Regions from separate parts of the Homo sapiens genome. Here region 2 is linked to region 1. Evidence: read pairs that join two places in POLR2A ChIA-PET (ENCODE). Cell type or tissue: OCI-LY7. All regions are shown on one strand. Links, peaks and the distances in the headings refer to the core of each region. The heading gives the core; the rest is flanking DNA. Region 1 overlaps PUS10 (pseudouridine synthase 10). Region 2 has its middle 42 kb from the start of REL-DT.

Region 1 (9,177 bases), core at 880-8,879:
AATAAGTTATTTTTTCAAGTTTGCTTTTATGTTATAAAATAGCCTCTGTCCTGCTGTTTTTCTCCAAACCAGTTTTGGGTCTCTGCATCTACCCATATTTCTACTTGGCCATCTCTGATGAGAACTATTAAAACCTAGGAAGTGTCATTTCCCTTTGGCATGGCATTTAAAATAACTGATCTCCTAAGTGATCCTTTAGAATGCCCACAAAACCTAAAATAAGTTTGGCTATTGATTCTACTTCTCAAGAGAGTAAACTTATTAGAATCTAATAACAACAATAAGAATAAAATAGAACAGGAGTCAGCTGAGTTTTTAGAAAGGAGAGTACGTTCACAGTGTATGTATATTCTAGACTAAATATTTTACCAGCCACAAAAACAGCACCATGAGCACATTCAATTTCAAGAACAGCGCATACAGCCTTTGGTGAGTTTGGAGGACAAGGAAACTGCCTGCAAAACAAAATAAATTTTATAGCTATTTTCCAGACATAATATTGAATCACAAAACTTAGATGAATCAGCATTGTCTGAGACATACACAGAGCCCAAGTCTCTCTCTAACTTTTAGTTTCGCAACAATACAGGTCTTGCAGGCCTGTGGAGTAACAATTTTAACATATGAGAGTGGCACTAAGTAAATAAGGGCTCTGCTGCTACCTTTCACCTTCGGGAGGACTTATCTTCCGAGGCAAAAACTGCAATTACTTTTGCACCAACCTAATACTTTCCAATAGCCTCAAGATTTGAGGGAAAAATCCATACATAGGAAGTGGAAGCCCCTTCAGGCTCTTTAACCATTTTGCTGTCCATGGTCATGTGCAGTTTACTGCTGACTCTACCCCCCTTATCACATCATCGTTTGAAATGTATTGAAGGATCTTCTGGAAAGAAAACTTACAGTAATATTTTATTTAATAAAATGAATGTACCAAGAATTAAAATGTAAGGTTTATTGCATTTATTTTATTTTAGCATATTTTAACAAGTGAGGAAACTCATGAGCCTTCCTCTCCCTTTTCTGGAGATGAACGATACTAGGAAATACAGGACTAAGGATGTAATAGGCATAGCACTGGGCTAGAATTTCAGGACATCTGGCTCCAGGTCTACTCTATTACTAGCTTAGGCAAGTCAACTCCTTCTTTGGACACACTACCCTCTTCTAAAAGATCAAGAAGTTAAACTTGATTCGGCCGGGCACGGTGGCTCACGCCTGTAATCCCAGCACTTTGGGAGGCCGAGGCGGGTGGATCACCTGAGGTCAGGAGTTCAAGACCAGCCTGGCCAACGTGGCGAAACCCTGTCTCTACTAAAAATACAAAAAATTAGCCGGGCAGTGGTGGTGCATGCCTATAATCCCAGCTACTTGGGAGGCTGAGGCAGGAGAATCACTAGAACCCGAGAGGCAGAGGTTGCAGTGAGCCGAGACTGCTCCACTGCACTCCAGCCTGGGCAACAAAAGTGAAACTCTGTCTCAAAAAAATAAATAAATAAATAAGTATTTTTTAAAAAAAAAAGACGTTAGACTTGATATTAATTTGACAAACATTTACTGAACACCACATATGCCAGGTACTGCACCATGGGTTGGAGAGATAACAATGACTAAGACACAATCCTGGCCCCTGAAATACATCATCTTGTTTCAGAGATAATCCAGCTTATCTCTAACATTCCCTTTATTCTAAAATTTCACGATGCTTCTTTGTTTCTAAACTTCTACTTACTTAAGGAAATCCTCTTCCTTTATCTTATTCAAGGCTTTCATAACTGCCATTCTAGTGAATACAGACTATATAGGGTAAAATGAGAAGAAAAGACATTTTATTATCCAGACAAGAAAACATCAGACGTGAAACACAGAACATGGCTGGAGAAATTGTATCATTTCATTATATCATTTCATATACTTAACATGGAGAAATACTTAAGCATTTCAAGAAAATAAATAAAACTTAAGCATTCATGTCAGTTCTGCAACTGGCATACCTCTGTAACCCTTCTCTTCAATCTGGTCTTTGTCTATAATAACAGGCAGATCTAGCAGAACAGGTCTTCTTCACCACACTGTCCCACTTCTCTCAAATTATGGTATAATTCAAATACAAAACATGATGACACTGTAGGAAGTGTGATTTAATTTTTTTTCCCTTGACTTCAACAGGAATTTAGATTGATTCAGCTACCTTTTCTTTCCTACATCCCTTCAGAGGCCACAGTATGTAATTTAGGAGTTGGCTGCCAGGGTAAGGGATAAAGCAGAGCCAACCTGCCAGCCCTGGCATCTAGCAACTCAGTCTCACTCACCAGCCACAGAGTAAGCAAATCCACTGTACTGAACAGAAGGGCATCTACAACAAATGTTCCACTTGGATTTTTTAAGATAAGAAAAGCCAAACTGCACAGTAGACACACTAGAACTAATTAGTGCATATATACATGGCTTACCATGATAAATCACAATTAGTTCTTCTGTTAGGAGAAATCACATTTGACTGAAAAGGATTACAGTGTAGGCAGCTCAACAGTATATCACCAAAGGAATAATTTTTTCAAAACCATATTCTAGGGAACACTATGGCATTCTATAAGATACCATAGGGTTACAACTGAAAATTAAGTGCCTGTTTGATAAGATATGAAATCTTAGGCTTGAAAAAAATCTCAAAAAGTCATTCAATTTGCTCCCAGCCATGAGGCAAGAAAACTATACTTCAGACTCTACAACTCCCACTGGCCAATGGTGTGGTGTCTATGATGCTTTAACAAAAATCTCCTTATCCTATTACTTGATGCCTATTATTATATTTCCTTAAGGGTAAATAAAATAAAACTAGGTCTTCAATGTAGATACATCTTACAGGTTATTTGGGCAGAGCTTCCCAACTGGCATAGCAAAGCAGTGGACTATGGTTGTGCCAAGATGTTGATCTCTTTAGTTCAGAAGGGTTGCTGGGCAGGGCCTCAGACAGTGGAAACCCCAGGCCTGTTGCTACCAATCTGAAGCAACTCCATCCTGTTAAGCTCAGGGTGCTGAACAAACATGGAATGTTTTAGATGTGCCATGATATAAGAAAAGTAGGGAGGTGCTGCTTTCGGCTTGGTCTGCATTTCTAATTATTTCTGCACAGGGCATTAGGCAAATGTTACAAACTTCTTTCCCCCAGTTCTAAAAGGCCCAGCAATTAGTCAAAGCAAGAGGCAAAACCAACAGATGTACATTTGACAATGAGCTTATGTTCTTTTTAACAATCACAACAACAAAATGAATGTCAGTAAAACTGTAGGAATGCCTAAGTCTACGTACCAAACCACCTACGAAACTGATGCATGAAAGATGACCAATATCGCACCACATCATTCTATCCTGACATGATACGAGCTAAGAGTGTATGTTAACTAACTTGTCCGTTAACATGAAGATTAGCTAACATTAAGATGATAAAGAAGAGTTTGAATAAAAATGCCCTTTTTGCAAATGTAGCCAGAAAGAGGACATGTTAATTCAGGACTGTCCTAAATAAAACAACTTACTTTGAATTATATATTCTAAACATTGATTTCTGGAAAATGGATATTAGCTGAAAGTTTGGAATGCTACTGATACTTACCATTGATTTTCTCAGATGATGTAATTTGAGGGATTAAAATCTAAACGTCGAATTTAATGAGTAATAGTAACATCACTGAAACACTGATTCTAAATTTAACATCGTCAGGGGAACAATCTAGACACTACACAAACATGAGGATGTTTGTGTGCTACAACTTCCTAGCCAGAGGTGAAGGTTGAAAAAGTTGAAAAACAAAAATTAATGTAGCAAATGGAAATATTTAAAAGCTGATTCTTAGTATAATAGAGTTGCCATGTTTCTGATGCATATCCTTTTTGTTGGAAATTTGAATATTCAGCTCAGACAAAACTCACTCAAGACTAAGAAGCGGGAACCTTTCCTTACCTGTTTGTTTTTGGCTGGCTTAAAACAATCTGGGCATATCGCAGCTCTAAAATAAAATTCAAGTTAATATAAAAGGTTAATGAGTTTATTTTGGGGTAGATATAATTCAAATATATTTCATACAAAATGGCTGCTAAACTCAGGACATCAGGAGCAGACAAAATGAGTCCCTGTATGAGCTATATCGGTTTGCCCAGGAACTATGTTCAAGGACACATTTTATTTTTTTGAGGGCACATTTTAAACCTACTAAGACATAACAAGTTCTTCTCTTTCTTATTAGGAAGAGAAGCAATACTATTTTCATGAAAACCAAACAGCATTAACAATTTTACACCATTGACGTTGTTTACATGGCAACTTACAGGAAGTGGCAATCCTCAACTGTTTCTGGGTGAGCAAAGACCACACTCACTTCAAACAAGCTCTAAAAATTATAAAGACAGTTTAAAAATGAGCAAAAGGAAACTAACATCTAACAACTTATTAATGGAAATAGAAATTAATTCTCAAAGATTGGCTCAGAAAAGAATGACCAGAAAAACTGGAAATACTACTGCTCTCAAATCAACTTGTTATCAGGGCAGCTGTAAAGGAAATAGTTTTGTTTTTTTTTTTAACTTCTAAAACTCAGTCATTAGTGATCCTACCAAAAAAGTTTTAAAATAAATGTGTATACTTTTTGGACAAATGTGTAAATTAGGTATAAAGATGAATGAGAATTTACAGAATTGAAAATAAATAATAACAGAGAGAAATGAAGAATTATTCTGCCAATACTATGATTTGAATTATTAGCAAGGCAAAAAACATACTATTCAGATCCCTAAAAACCATATGAAGCTTCTTTTTAAAGTGCTCAAACGTCTTAATGGATTTGAGTTTTAAAACCAGATCTTAATTTTTTTTGTTTTATTACAAAAATTATACACATAAATTATAAAATGATCAAATACAAGACAGTTTTTCAATCCCACGCCACTGAAGCAGAACCATTAACAATTTGATGTTTCTTTCTAGGCATTTTTGTGAATATAAATGTATATGTATTATTTTTTAAGACATGCTTTTGGAAAATTGCTTTAATATTATATCATGGAAATCTTTTCAACTCTAGGGACTGTCAGACATTTAAGCTGTAGAAAATTTTTCTGTAACAAAAAAAAAATGCTATAATGAACATCCTTGTACACCAAAAAAAGCATGATTTTATACTTTTACCTCCATGGAGAATATACAAAATTCCATATCGGGGAGGGGTCAGGGGCAGGAATAGCTAAAAATGCCATACTATGTTGCAATTTTGTCTTTATATTTACTGAGTTCATTGGATAGTTAGTAGACCTATTAGCTACTCTAGAATCACAATAATGAATAGCTTTTTTTTTCTCGCTCCTTATTCTAATCTATACAATAATTAAAATGAACAACGCATTCCTTTTATTCAGGGAAACTTCACTCAACCCACATCTTTTGTTTTCTATTTTCTGTTCTCACTGATACAACATGTAAAATTATTTGTGCTTCAAAACTGAAATTTGAGGTAAAAATATTTTGCATTAATGACTTCTCTAACTTCCAAAATACTTTCATTACCTCATTTCCTCTTCATGCTATCTGTGAAGTGGTTTTATTCTCTATTCTCTCAATACTCGGTTTACAGAACAGAGCATATTCTTACAGAAGGAAATATTACTGCATAATTCAGAATGGTTTTGAAAAACTGTTTAGCTTTAGTAGATGGTTTTGTGATTTTATTTGAATAGGGGTGTATCTGATATTCAGGGAATTTCCTTCTAGCAAAATGATGAAGCAATGAGGCCATAATATTAAAATCTAATTTAAGATGACCTTCCTGTTTTCACACCTGGAAGCCTGTTGAGTCTTCCCTGAAAGTCAACCCATTTCAGAGACTGAGGTAAGGTCTGCTCTGGAAAAGGGAAATGTTCTGTTTTCAAAGGCAGTTACTGCCTAAAAGTAAACAGGGGGATTTGAGATACCAACAAGGTAGGATTGAGCCCATACTCATTGTAGTTGAATAGGTTCTGTCCATGCATTTGAAAACAAGATTAGCCACAGATAAACCAAAATTAAATAGTCCAGAGTTGACTCTATATTTGCTTGCAGTTATTTATATGTTGCTTTGCATCAAGTCTGATGCTTTGCATCAAGGCAAAGATTCATTTCTAACCTTTTAAGGTCAATTAGGGCACCTGGTACCTTCATAAGTGTCTTAGATCATAAAGAAGTCTAAGGGAAAAAGAAAAAAAGAAATGCTTTGACTTCAATTTAAGACTATCAGAATTTAACATTTTAAAAGCTTAAAAAATCCTTCACTGGATTATTTAAAAAGAAGTTTTTTTGGCTAACCAAAACCCTGCCATATAATTAAGTAAAACTAGTAAAATCAGAGAATAAAATTAACAATGCTGTTGACCCAATACCTTTCCATCAATGGGAACACCCAGTTCCTCTGAAAACAGGGGGTGAGTTATCCATTTGTAGGCTTCTTTTAGCTGAACTATATCATCTCTTCCCAGCGACAGACTCTGCTTTCTGAATAACATAAAAATTAATTCACTGACATGAAAAACTTTACTTTTTCTATTAAAGGCAAGAATTTATGCAATTATTTTTAAAATATTGATTGAGTGCCTAGTATGTACCAGGCACTATTCTACACATTAAATAGAAAGCAGAGAACAAAGCAGACAAAAATTCCTCACCTCATGGACCTTATACTCTAGTGGAATCATGGAATTACTTTTTTTAATGGCATATAACACAATTTTTAAAGCTTCAAAGTCAAAAGCACACTATGGGTTTTTCTAAGCTAGAATTGCCAGATTCCAGGATTTATACATCAGAAGACAGAAAGATGGGATAGAGATGATTGGTTTACTGCTCACAAACTATAAAACTGTGTATTACAATAATCACATCCACATTTTAATGCTTGCTTTTCCCCTCTTGTTGAAAATGGGGCTTACTTTTGGGAAATCAACAAAGAAGCTGTACTTTTTAAAAAACTTTACTGCTGAAGAAGAAATATTAAATCCTAAAGTATCAATGTTCTGAAATGCTCATCAATGTATTATCAGATAAATAGCTGAATAAAAATTTGACATTCCCCCAAAATATACTCATGAGACAATAAATAGGTTTTGGGAAGTCCCTTTTATAAATTATAGCTTTAGTTTGTAACCTAAAATTGTGATAGAAAGGAACTTGAGATAAAAGGGATGAAAAACATGGTGTGGTATTATTAAAACTCCTCTACTCTGCTGAGAACACTGGGATATTACTAACAAACTAACAAGCCCACGTCATTCAAATAATTAAAACTTCAAACCAGCCTTATGGCGATTTATAGGGCTGCTTTTAATGAAAGAGATGTAAGGGCCAACTTATGCATCATCCCTTTTAATGCCCAATTTTCACTGATAGAAATTACTCCTTATAGGCAACATCCATTGTAATTTAAGACCAAAAGACACTACTAACCACAGGTTAAAAACAAAAAGTAATTAAGCTAATGGCTGAATTTAGTTGATCAGAAAAAAAAAAGAATATGCAGATCACTATTCCTCTAAAAATGCAAAATAAGAAATAGTTGATCCAAAAAAAAATAAAAAAAAGAAAGAAGTAGTTGATCTACCCATTCTGTATCCAGCTGAGAATATAACTTGTTACAGAGAGAGCTTTCATATGGTTTGGGATTGTGATTTAACATTGAAATACCCAGATAAACTCTACATCTGACAAATAATCAAATTATTTCTCTACATCCAAGAACTTATTCAAATACTGTGTGAGCTTCATAAACTGTTCCTAATTCTCTGAATATTAGAAAGATTTTAGGTATTTTAAAAGACTATCCTGATACTGTGTCAACAGTTCAACTATTTAATATTTGCACAAAATAGCATCACAGTTGAAAGTAAATAATATATGAAAATACATTTTAAAGAATAAACGTTGAAACAGAAAACACAAGAATGGAAACAATTTTTAAAACTGTTTACATTCTGGAAAGTCCAAAGGGTTGTTACAAAAGCGAATCCCAAAAATGAGTTAAAACATTATTTAAGAAAACCAGTGTTTTAAATCCTTCACAGTCTTTGAAATATATTTAGTGCATTTGAGTCCAGTTTAAAAACTTCAACCATAGGTATTTTTTCCCTCCAGATTATAGAGCCAGAGGAAAAGGTTAACAGACAGCTTGGAAACCTCATCCTTATATATAAAGCAAATATACTACTTAAAATGCCAGATTTCCAATCCTGAAAGTTAAATGCAGCTAATAAGTTTCCTAATACAATTTGGGCTAAATATCTTCACAGAGGTCCCTAGCATATACCTGATTGTCCTTTAGAGGGACTAGTACTCATTAAAGTAAATTCAGTCCCCATTTCATACTTAGTAACTACACTTCTCTTTCTCTTCTCTGTCAGATAAGTGCTTATGAGGGTGTCAGTTGCAATCACTTTTGCTGTAGATACAACACAACAACCATTCTAAAGAAAAGATGAACCAGAGTATGCAAGGCAATTAATTTTTTTTGTAAGTTCCCTAAATCAATTCTTTAACAGCAATTCCTCCACAATCTTTTCAACCCAGAATGAACTAGGGACACTGAGGGAAAAGAACAATGACCTGTGTTTTTTTCTGTTCCATTATCCCTATATCAGTCAGAATCTTTTGGAAGAACTAAACTTAGTTTAAAATCCTTTGATAAGAAATAAAAAGCCGGGAGCAGTGGCTCATGCCTGTAATCCCAGCACTTTGGGAGGCCGAGGCATGTGGATCACCTGAGGTCAGGAGTTAAGAGACCAGCGTGGCCAACATGGTGAAACCCTGTGTCTACTAAAAATACAAAAAAAATTAACCAGGCATGGTGGTGCATGCCTGTAATCCCAAGCTAGTTGGGAGGCTGAGGCAGGAGAATCACTTGAACCTGGGAGGCAGAGGTTGCAATTAGCCGAGATTGCACCACTGCCTGGGCAACAGGGGTGAAACTACGTTTAAAAAAAAAAACAAAACCCGAAATAAAAACAGTAACTCATTAGCAACATAGATATAAATTGAAAACATTTAGAAAAAAGCATGCTCTGACTATGCTAGCAAATTTCTAAAAACATAGGATCAAGTTTTATTACACCAGAATCTAAACCATTTGAGACTAATTTAATAAGATCTAACGAAACCCCCAA
Region 2 (9,177 bases), core at 865-8,864, 130 kb before region 1:
AAAATAGGGTATTTCCATGAGGTAATCACTGCTCTAAATATGTCAATAGTGTGTTGTCATTCTGTTGAATAGAGCTCCAGCCCGAAGGAATTTCCCTAGGAGCCCTGCTTCAGCCATCTCCCTGGCCCCCTGGGAGGGAGGGGTTTATCTGGTTTTTGCCTTGGTCTGAATGTGAGGTCATCCCCATCACGCACACTCTTCAGGGCACTGTCCCAGGCACTGAGAAACAAAAGGGTGGGAGGTAGACATGGTCTCCATCCAGAGAGAGCAGAGGGTCCCAAGGGTACACAGACAAATCACCATCCTGAGGCACGGGGCCAGGGAAGAGAGCAAGACTTTGTTCATGGACAGGACAGGAAATGAATGAGGGAGCAGACGAGTGGCCAAACTGAGACCCTCTTACCTTTGACAAGTTGACAGTGAAGCAAAGGAAGCAGATGAGGCAGGACTTTGCTCGTGAAGCAGGGTCGGGGGTGCATTTGTAAAGGAAGGAGCCGCTAGAGAGGAGCTAGGAGGCTGTGATAGATAAAAGACAGAGTGAAGGACAGTGGGAGACAGCAGAACAAGATCAAGATGGAGGAGTCAACTTTGGTTTGAAAGAACTTTTCCTCATCTAAAATCCAGGGATTGGCCGGGCACGGTTGCTCACGCCTATAATCCCAGCACTTTGGGAGGCCGAGGTGGGCAGATCACCTGAGGTCAGGAGTTCGAGACCAGCCTGGCCCACATGGCAAAACCCCAACTGTACTAAAAATACAAAAAAACAATGAGCCAGGCGTGGTGGTGCATGCCTGTAATCCCAGCTACTCAGGAGGCTGAGGCAGGAGAATCACTTAAACCTGGGAGGCAGAGGTTGCAGTGAGCTGAGATTGCTCCACTGCACTCCAGCTGGGCCACAAAGCAAGACTCCATCTCAAAAAGAAGAAGAAAAAGAAAGAAAGAAAGAAAGAAAGAAAGAAAGAAAGAAAGAAAGAAAGAAAGAAAGAAAGAAAGAAAGAAAGAAAGAAAGAAAAAATAAATCCAGGGATCAATATAAAAACAGATTTTTCTGGGGAGAGGAGAGAAGTAAGCATAGGGAGTTCCTACTGGAGCCAGGCAGTCCTGGGACCAAGTGCCTGCATTGTGACTTGGAGGACCAAGTGCCTGCATTGTGACTTGGAGGAAGTTGCCTCTTTAAACCCGGGATTCATCATCTGCAAGACAAGGTTATTGATACTCGCCTCGCAGATGAAGTGTAGTTATGGCGCCAGCCTAGTGCTTATGGCTGCTGCATACATGGTAGCAGCTGTGATTACTACTGTAACTCATCTCAGGGAAGCAGGAGGTGTAGGCATCCACAGAAGGGTAACAGGGAAAGGATGGTTTAGGGGCTTTGGGGAAATGAGCCGCCATGGGACTATTACAGAGATAGTCAGAAGGGGACTAGAAGGAAGGCCATGAGGTGGTAAAGGACCAGCAAAGGTCCAAGGGCAGGAATTTGGGGCAGTCCATTGGTAACTCTGGGACTTTAACTGGTAGGGTTCAGCAGCCTGGGAGTGGGATCTCAGCAGCTGGGGAGAGGGATTGACATTTCCATTAACATTGTGTGGACATTCACATCCGTGAAGGAAGTGTCTAAACTCTAGTTTTAGGGAGGCTGATCTTTTGATCAGGGTTTGCACAACAAAGCACCACTCCGGTGCCTGTAATTCTAGGACTCCCTGTTTCGCAGCCGTTAGCATCAGACAGGTTTCCACCAGTTTTCGTTCAAGTCACTGCCCTAACAACCTTCCTATGTGTGTGTACAGAAGGAAGAGCCAGATATATGATGAACAATGGTTTATGACAGACCCAACAAATGCCTTTGAGACAGAATGCCTTTGAGATGTTACCTTACGCTGCTGGTCATTCATTTTGACAACTTGGATTGTCAATTGACTTGTAGTAAAAGGAGCACCCTAGAACAGTTTCTAAACCTCAGCACTAACCAGATATGGTGCCAGATAATTCTTTGCTGTGGAGGTTGCCCTGTGGATTATAAGATGTTTAGCAGTATCCTTGGCCTCTACCCACTAGATGCCAGTAGCAGCCCTCCCCGCTGGGGGTAGAATTTGCCCCTGGTTGGGAATCACTACCCTAGAAGTACAATGATAATCCTTGATGAAAACCATACTAGTGTCCACATTTTACTACTTTGAACTCAGCTGTGATAATCTCCCCAAATAGCAGTTCTCCAAGGACCTTCTTCCTTATGGCCAAGTCCCCAGTTGTTGCATCACTTCATTTAGCAAGGCAGAGCTAAATGATTGCAAAAAGGTAAAGCTGAGAAACAAGAGCTACACAAATTTACAGGCATTTCATCAGGAGTGGTTCAAGTTTTATAGAGCCTGAAACGTATGCACCTTAGGAAGCCCTTTTCATGAACACTAATGCATAATTGTAAACACAAAATCGCTAGGGCCCCTCTTGGGGTGTTGGAAGAAGCTGGGGCTCAGACTTTATTGGTTTCTCCATGAACCTGCTTCTATACATCATGCAAACTTATTCTTTGCTCAATTTTCTTCTCCTGTCTGAACTTTTTCCTCCCAGAATACTATGTTGGATAATCCTACATATAACATTCACTTCCAACGTGCTTTTCTCTTGTAAACAATTACTTAAGATATTATCCCTTTTGCTTCTTTTTTTCCACAAGTTATGAAGGCGAAACCATATTGCTTTCAGCTAAAGAGGTGCAAAGTTGATGTGAGACTAGGTAAAAGAAACCATCTAGATCTCAATTTCCAAGGCTATATGGAAAATGAAATTGTTCTACTTATTAAAATAGCATTTCTTAACCTTCTTGTGACTTACTAAAAATGACCATTAACATTTTCAGTGGGTTCCATTTTGGTTTTGGTCAGAGTTTCTTCTGTTTCACTGAGAATTTCGGTGACATTTATCCTTCACTTCCTTTTTTTTTCTGCTGCCCTCTGGGGCTGAGGCTAGGGGATGTGGTGCTCTTGTTGGTCAAACAGCTTCTTTTGGATAGGATTAGCTGAGACCCAATGCTCCAATTCATGATAATAAATCATGTCTTCCTTTTCAAAGTACTCTAATATTTATTCTCATTAATGTTATATGTAAGAAACTGTTATGAGTGCAGCATAAACCAGGCTCGCTTGGGAATCCATCAGTAAATAAGGTCCTCTCCTCACCCCAACAAGGCTTACAGTTGAGTAGGAATGACACATATATATACATAAACAACAGCAATAATAATGGCCATCATCATCATTTGAGTGTGTAGTATGTTCCTACACTACCCTAAGCACTTTACAAACATACCTCAAAATATAAGGCAGAGTGTGATGTATAATGATAAATCACAAACTGTGTTATCTGGGGCCATATTAATTACAGCTGTCCAGGGAACAGCAGGAACACTTCATGGAGCAAAGGGAATCTGAATGGAGCTCTTGGGGTCACTGTGCTCTATCCAGGCAGAGATGCTTCAAGACATAGCACAGACATTCATTTCTTAGTAGCCCTGATGTGGTTCAGGACATGGTATCCCCAAAATACAGCACCTTGGCACACTGAGTATTTCAAGCTGAAGGAATTTGAGAAGCCATTTACTGGAAGGTCTCTCTGACCCTTCCCTGCCCTTCTGCCCTGAAGCAGATCATAAGACTTTTATTCAAGAGGTGCCCTCCCTATATCCAGAAGAAAGGAACAGTCTTTTTTCTTTTCTTTTTTTTTTTTTTTTTTTTGAGACAGAGTCTCACTCTGTCACCCAGGCTGGAGTGCAGTGGCGCGATCTCAGCTCACTGCAACCTCTGCCTCCTGGGTTCAAGTGATTTTCCTGCCTCAGCCTCTCAAGTAGCTGGGATTACAGGCATGTGCCACCAAGCCTGGCTAATTTTTGTATTTTTAGTAGAGACAGGGTTTCACCATGTTGTCTAGGCTGGTCTCGAACTCCAGGGCTCAAGCGATTTGCCCACCTCAGCCTCCCAAAGTTCTGGGATTACAAGAGTGAGCCACCGTGCCGTGCCCGGTCAGAAGAAAGGAACATTCTTATCTCTGAAGACATAGGAACACAAAGAAGAATTTGAACAAACGTATGTTGCTAAGCTCCCTGCAGTTTATTATCATTAGATCATATCCCCTTTGTCCTGTTATATTTCTCCATGACCGTCCACTCTTCATCAAAGCCAGCAATAATACACAAGTCTGTTTCTTTGGGTATTCATTTGCTTAAAAGGCCCCTGTGTCACATAAAACATACCAAATAAATTTGCATGTTTTTCTCTTGTTAATCTGTCTTTTGTTATAGAGCTTTCTCCACTGTAAACCTAGCGATGGGTGAGGAAAAGATATTTCTCCTTATGTTCTCACACAATATTTGAAGCTACTTATTTAAAAAATGCAGCCATAATAGATTGTTAAAACAAGAATGGAAAGCAAAGATCACTTTAAGCAAGAGAAGAGAGAGCTATATGAGAAAACCTAGACTAAGAATATTTCTTAGAATTGAGCTAAAATGCTGGGCGCCGTAGCTCATGTCTGTAATCCTAGCACTTTGGGAGGCCGAGGCAGGCAGATCACTTGAGGTCAGAAGTTCAAAACCAGCCTGGCCAACATGGTGAAACCCTGTCTCTACTAAAAATACAAAAATTAGCCAGGCATGGTGGCGGGCACCTGTAATCCCAGCTACTCGGGAAGCTGAGGCAGGAGAATCACTTGAACCCAGGAGGCGGAGGTTGCAGTGAGCCGAGACCACGCCACTACACTCCAACCTGGGCAATAGAGCGAGACTCCATCTCAAAAAATAAAAAAAGAATTGAGCTAAAATGAAAGTGTCCTGGCAATTTAGGTATCATGAGTTTCATAACTTCACCTTCTTTTCTAAAAAAGGACACACGTGCTTGCTCTAAACTCTAAGAAAGCTGACAGAATCTTTATCCAGGGATGGTGAATGGCAGTAAAATTCTTTTTCACAGATACAGAAATGTCTTTCATGTGTTGATTTCTTACACCTAAATTGTTGTCTTGTGACAGCATTTCTGTGGGGTGCCGAGAAGCTTTGATCTAAGAGTACCCCTTTCTGGTGCTCTAATTCTAATCTGACCGTGGGGGACAGTCGAGAGCAGTGCTTTTCAAGCTCTAATGTGCATCTGAATGACCTGGGGATTCTAAATCAGTCATCTGGGGTGGGGCCTGAGGTCATGCATTTCCAACAAGCTCGAGAGGCTGAAGGCTTAGAGCAGCAGTTCTTAAACCTGAGCATGCATCAGAAACACAGGGGGCCTTGTGAAAATGGGTGGCTGGGCACCACCTCCAGGGTTTTTGATATAGTAGTACTGAGGTAGGCCTCAAGAATTTGCATTTCTTGGCTGGGCATGGTGGCTCATACCTGTAGTCCCAGCACTTTGGGAGGCTGAGGCGGGTGGATGGCTTGAGGCCACGAGTTCCAGATCAGCCTGGCCAACATGGTGAAACCCCACCTCTACTAAAAATACAAAAATCAGCTGGGCATGGTGGCAGGTGCCTGTAATCCCAGCTACTCGGGAGGCTGAGGCAGGAGAATCACTTGAACCCAGGAGATGGAGGCTGCAGTGAGCCGAGATGGAGCTACTGCACTCCAGCCTGGGCAACAGAGTGAGACCCTGTCTCAAAAACAATAAATAAAATAAAGAATTTGCATTTCTTTTTACTCATTCATTTATGAGCAGGGAAGTGGTGGAGTGGGGGCAGTGGGGGGCGGTCTCACTATGTTCCCCAGGCTGGTCTTGAACTCCTGAGCTGAAGAATTCTCCCACCTTAGCCTCCTAAAGCACTGGGATTACAGGCACAAGCCGCCAGGCCTAGCGGAGTTTGCATTTCTTTTCTTTTCTTTTTTTTGAGACGGAGTCTTGCTCTGTCACCCAGGCTGGAGTGCAGTGGCGTGATCTCGGCTCACTGCAAGCTCCGCCTTCCGGGTTCACGCCATTCTCCTGCCTCAGCCTCCCGAGTAGCTGGGACTACAGGTGCCCACCACGCCCAGCTGATTTTTTGTATTTTTAGTAGAGACGGGGTTTCACTGTGTTAGCCAGGATGGTCTCAATCTCCTGACCTCGTGATCCGCCTGCCTCGGCCTCCCAAAGTGCTGGGATTACAGGCGTGAGCCACCGTGCCGGGCCCAGAGTTTACATTTCTAACAAGATCCCGTGTGATACACATTTTAAGAACTGCTGGCTTAGAACATCCCTCATGACTGTGAGTGGTCCCTCACTGGCTTCACATGAAAGTTGATGGTTACAAAATTCAAGATGAAACAACCATGATAGGCCTTCTAAGCAGGTATTTTGTGAGTTTAAATGAAAAGAGATCCACATGCCTTATTTAGATAATGAAGATAAGGATAGCTAACATTTATTAATCTTTTCTCTTTGTAACACACTAAGGGTATAACACACATTATCTCACTTGGCATCTGGCATGGGCAGCAGTGTTGGTGTTTGATGTTTGGCTGAGGAGCCAGACTTGTGTGCGTGCTGGGAGGGGGTGTTTTCGGTGCACTGTTGTGGTCTGCAGAGGTACCTGCATGCCAGGCCAAACTGTCCCTCAGGAAACACCTTTAGATCTAGACTAGCAGACGCTAGAGGCCCGAGTTCTGCTTCACAGAGTCTGCAGGAAATAAATGAAAGAAGTTGAGGGCAGGTGTTAACAATCATCTGTTTCAACCGCAAAAGTACCTGAATATAGAACAGAATTTGTCAAGCCTGGCGCACAGCAGGAGCACCTGGATGCCCGGGACCCATCCACAGAGGGTGTGATTAGATTGGCCTGGAGAGACACCTGGGCACAGGCATTTTTAAGAGCTCCCCAGCCAGGGTTGAGAAACACTGGTACAGGTTTGATTGCAGCAAGATGAATCGGGTTGGCTGAGGAAGGGAAGGGGCAGAGACCAAATTGAACAAAACAAAACATCTATTCCCAGACTGGATCTCTCTTAAGCATTTGCCAAATTGGTTTTGTGCTATCCTTTAGAACAGTGGTCTTCAAATTTAGTATGCATCAGAGTCACCTTGAGGTTTCCTTAAAGCAGATTGCTGGACCTACCCCCAGAGTTTCTAATTTAGCAGGTCTGGGGTGGGCTCAAGAATTTGCATTTCTAACAAGTTCCCAGGTGATGCTGATACTGCTGGTCCCAGAAGCCAGTTTCTTTGCTATTAAGACCTTCATTGCAACATACAGAAGGATGCCTATATTTCTTATTTTCTACTTATTCTCAACTCTTTTTTACTGAAGCAAAAAAATACAAACAAAAGTGAAAACAGGCCGGGCGCGGTGGCTCATGCCTGTAATCCCAGCACTTTGGGAGGTGGATCACCTGAGGTCAGGAGCTTGAGACCAGCCTGGCCAACATGGTGCAACTCCACCTCTACTAAAAATACAAAAAGTAGACGGACATGGTGGCATGTGCCTGTAATCCCAGCTACTCAGGAGGCTGAGGCAGGAGAATTGATTGAACCCAGGACGCAGAGGTTGCAGTGAGCCGAGATGGCACCACTGTACTCCAGCCTGGACGAGAGTGAGATTCCACCTCAAAAAAAAAAAAAAAAAAAAAAAAAAGTGAAAACATGTGAAATCATTCATAATCCGATGATAGCCACAGTAGATGGCTTTTTTTTCCCACATAATACATATGTATGTATACAGATTTTCTTTCAGAAATTATAATGGTCATATGAAGAATGTGTTTGCATCTAGAAAGACATTTGTGCATTATTTCAAGGTCCTTATATAATCTATATAATACACAAAATCTATATAATTTTTGCTATGAGTTTAGAATTATAACAAAGTTTATTTCTTTTGATAATATCTTCAATATTATGTAATAAAAATAACTTTAAAAATCTATATCTAGCTATTTTAACAAATGTTAAAGAGGCCACAGTCTTGTTAAAATGCTATTTAAGTTGAGGTCTAGTGGTATTATTTTGGTAAAACCCCTGATTTGTTAAAATTGTAGTAGGATCTTTTATCAAGCTACATAGCTTGACCCATAAATGTTTTTCATTTATGAAACCAGAATATCTCCACAGAGGAGATCCATAGAAAAAAGAAATCAGAATAAAGTCAGGAGATACTAAAGGGTCTCCACGTTTATAAGCCTTTTCTTAATTGAGAATAGTCGCGAATAGCGAAGACTAAGAGTGGCATGCATTCAGAATTTGTCCCTCACATGTAGGACAAGAGTTAGAAAACCAGCCCACACCACCTGGCAGATGATGGCACAATTGGATGTGGTTGTTTAATTTGTAGGCTAAGAGATTATAGTATTAAAAGGAAGACAGAAAAGAATTTAAACTAGGCCACTACAGTAAAACACAAAAATACAAATGAAGAGACAAAACCTCCACAAAGGACCAGGCAAATAAAAATACCGAAAAGCTGCAACTGTTCTGAATAGTAAGCCTGAAATTAAATTCAGGAATTGCTTAAGGGAGGACGGTCAGGAGCAGCCCCTGAAGGCTGGTGGTAGTCTTCATTCACTACCTCAGGGGAGAAGCCTGTCCTCACTTTCAGAGGTGTGGAGGTGTGGGCCATTCCTGTTGCCTTCCTTCCCTCCCGAAGACAGCCCTGTCCCCCCACCACCTAGAGGCACTTTCAGCAGCACCCAGACACAGTCCTCGATCTTCCCCCTGGGACGGAATGGCACCAACAAAGGAGAGGGCAGTGTTCTCACCCCTGGCTGCACTCCTGAAAACACCTGTCCCGGGCCCCACCCGCAGGCTTCTAATTTAATTGGTCTGGGGTGGGAAACTAAGCAGCAGTTTTGCTTTTTGTTTTTTTTCTGTGTGTGTTTTGTTTTTGAGACAGGGTCTTGCTCCATTGCCCAGGGTTGGGGTGCAGTGGTTCAGTCATGGCTTACTGCAGCCTTAAACTCCTAGGCTCAAGCAATCCTTGTGCCTCAGCCTCCTAAAGTGCTGGGATTACAGGCATGAGCCATCGTGCCCAGCCAGTTTTGTTTTCTAGTTGAAGTAATATATAAATAGCCAAAAAAGTGCACAAGTCATGTGTGCAACTCAGTGAATTATCACAAAGCATACATTTTTTTATATTTGCATAACTGGGTATATCACAATTTGTCTGTTCTGCTGGGCATTTGAGTTGTTTCTAGTTTGAGCAATTACAAATAATGCTGCTGCAAACATCCTTGTATGTGCC

The links. ChIA-PET counts read pairs that join two places held together with the same protein. Peaks named below come from ENCODE experiments on the same cell type or tissue, not always from the same donor. Only the 100,000 strongest peaks of a DNase experiment are listed, where the experiment ranks them.
Region 2: POLR2A ChIA-PET joins it to region 1 with 15 read pairs; 3 of 35 experiments call an interaction of 5 or more read pairs at or near these places.

Annotation. Positions count from the first base shown.
Region 1 is chr2:60,961,094-60,970,270 of GRCh38, forward strand. PUS10 (pseudouridine synthase 10) reads right to left here. Exons shown (of 18, transcript NM_144709.4): 6 at 6,409-6,520; 7 at 4,330-4,391; 8 at 3,965-4,010; 9 at 1,733-1,797; 10 at 370-455. Among named protein-coding and RNA genes, the nearest start is that of PEX13, 52 kb to the right of the region's middle. In OCI-LY7, for the core only: no CTCF peak of the experiment used is centred there; DNase peaks (open chromatin) are centred at 4,328, 6,078 and 8,399; H3K4me3 peaks cover 2,051 bases; H3K27ac peaks cover 3,594 bases.
Region 2 is chr2:60,834,436-60,843,612 of GRCh38, forward strand. No RefSeq gene overlaps it. Among named protein-coding and RNA genes, the nearest start is that of REL-DT, 42 kb to the right of the region's middle. RefSeq lists enhancers at 44-163, 6,634-7,053. In OCI-LY7, for the core only: CTCF peaks have their summits at 5,062, 8,623 (motif pointing left) and 8,834; DNase peaks (open chromatin) are centred at 5,156, 6,676, 7,096, 8,746 and 3 weaker places; H3K4me3 peaks cover 4,923 bases; H3K27ac peaks cover 6,387 bases.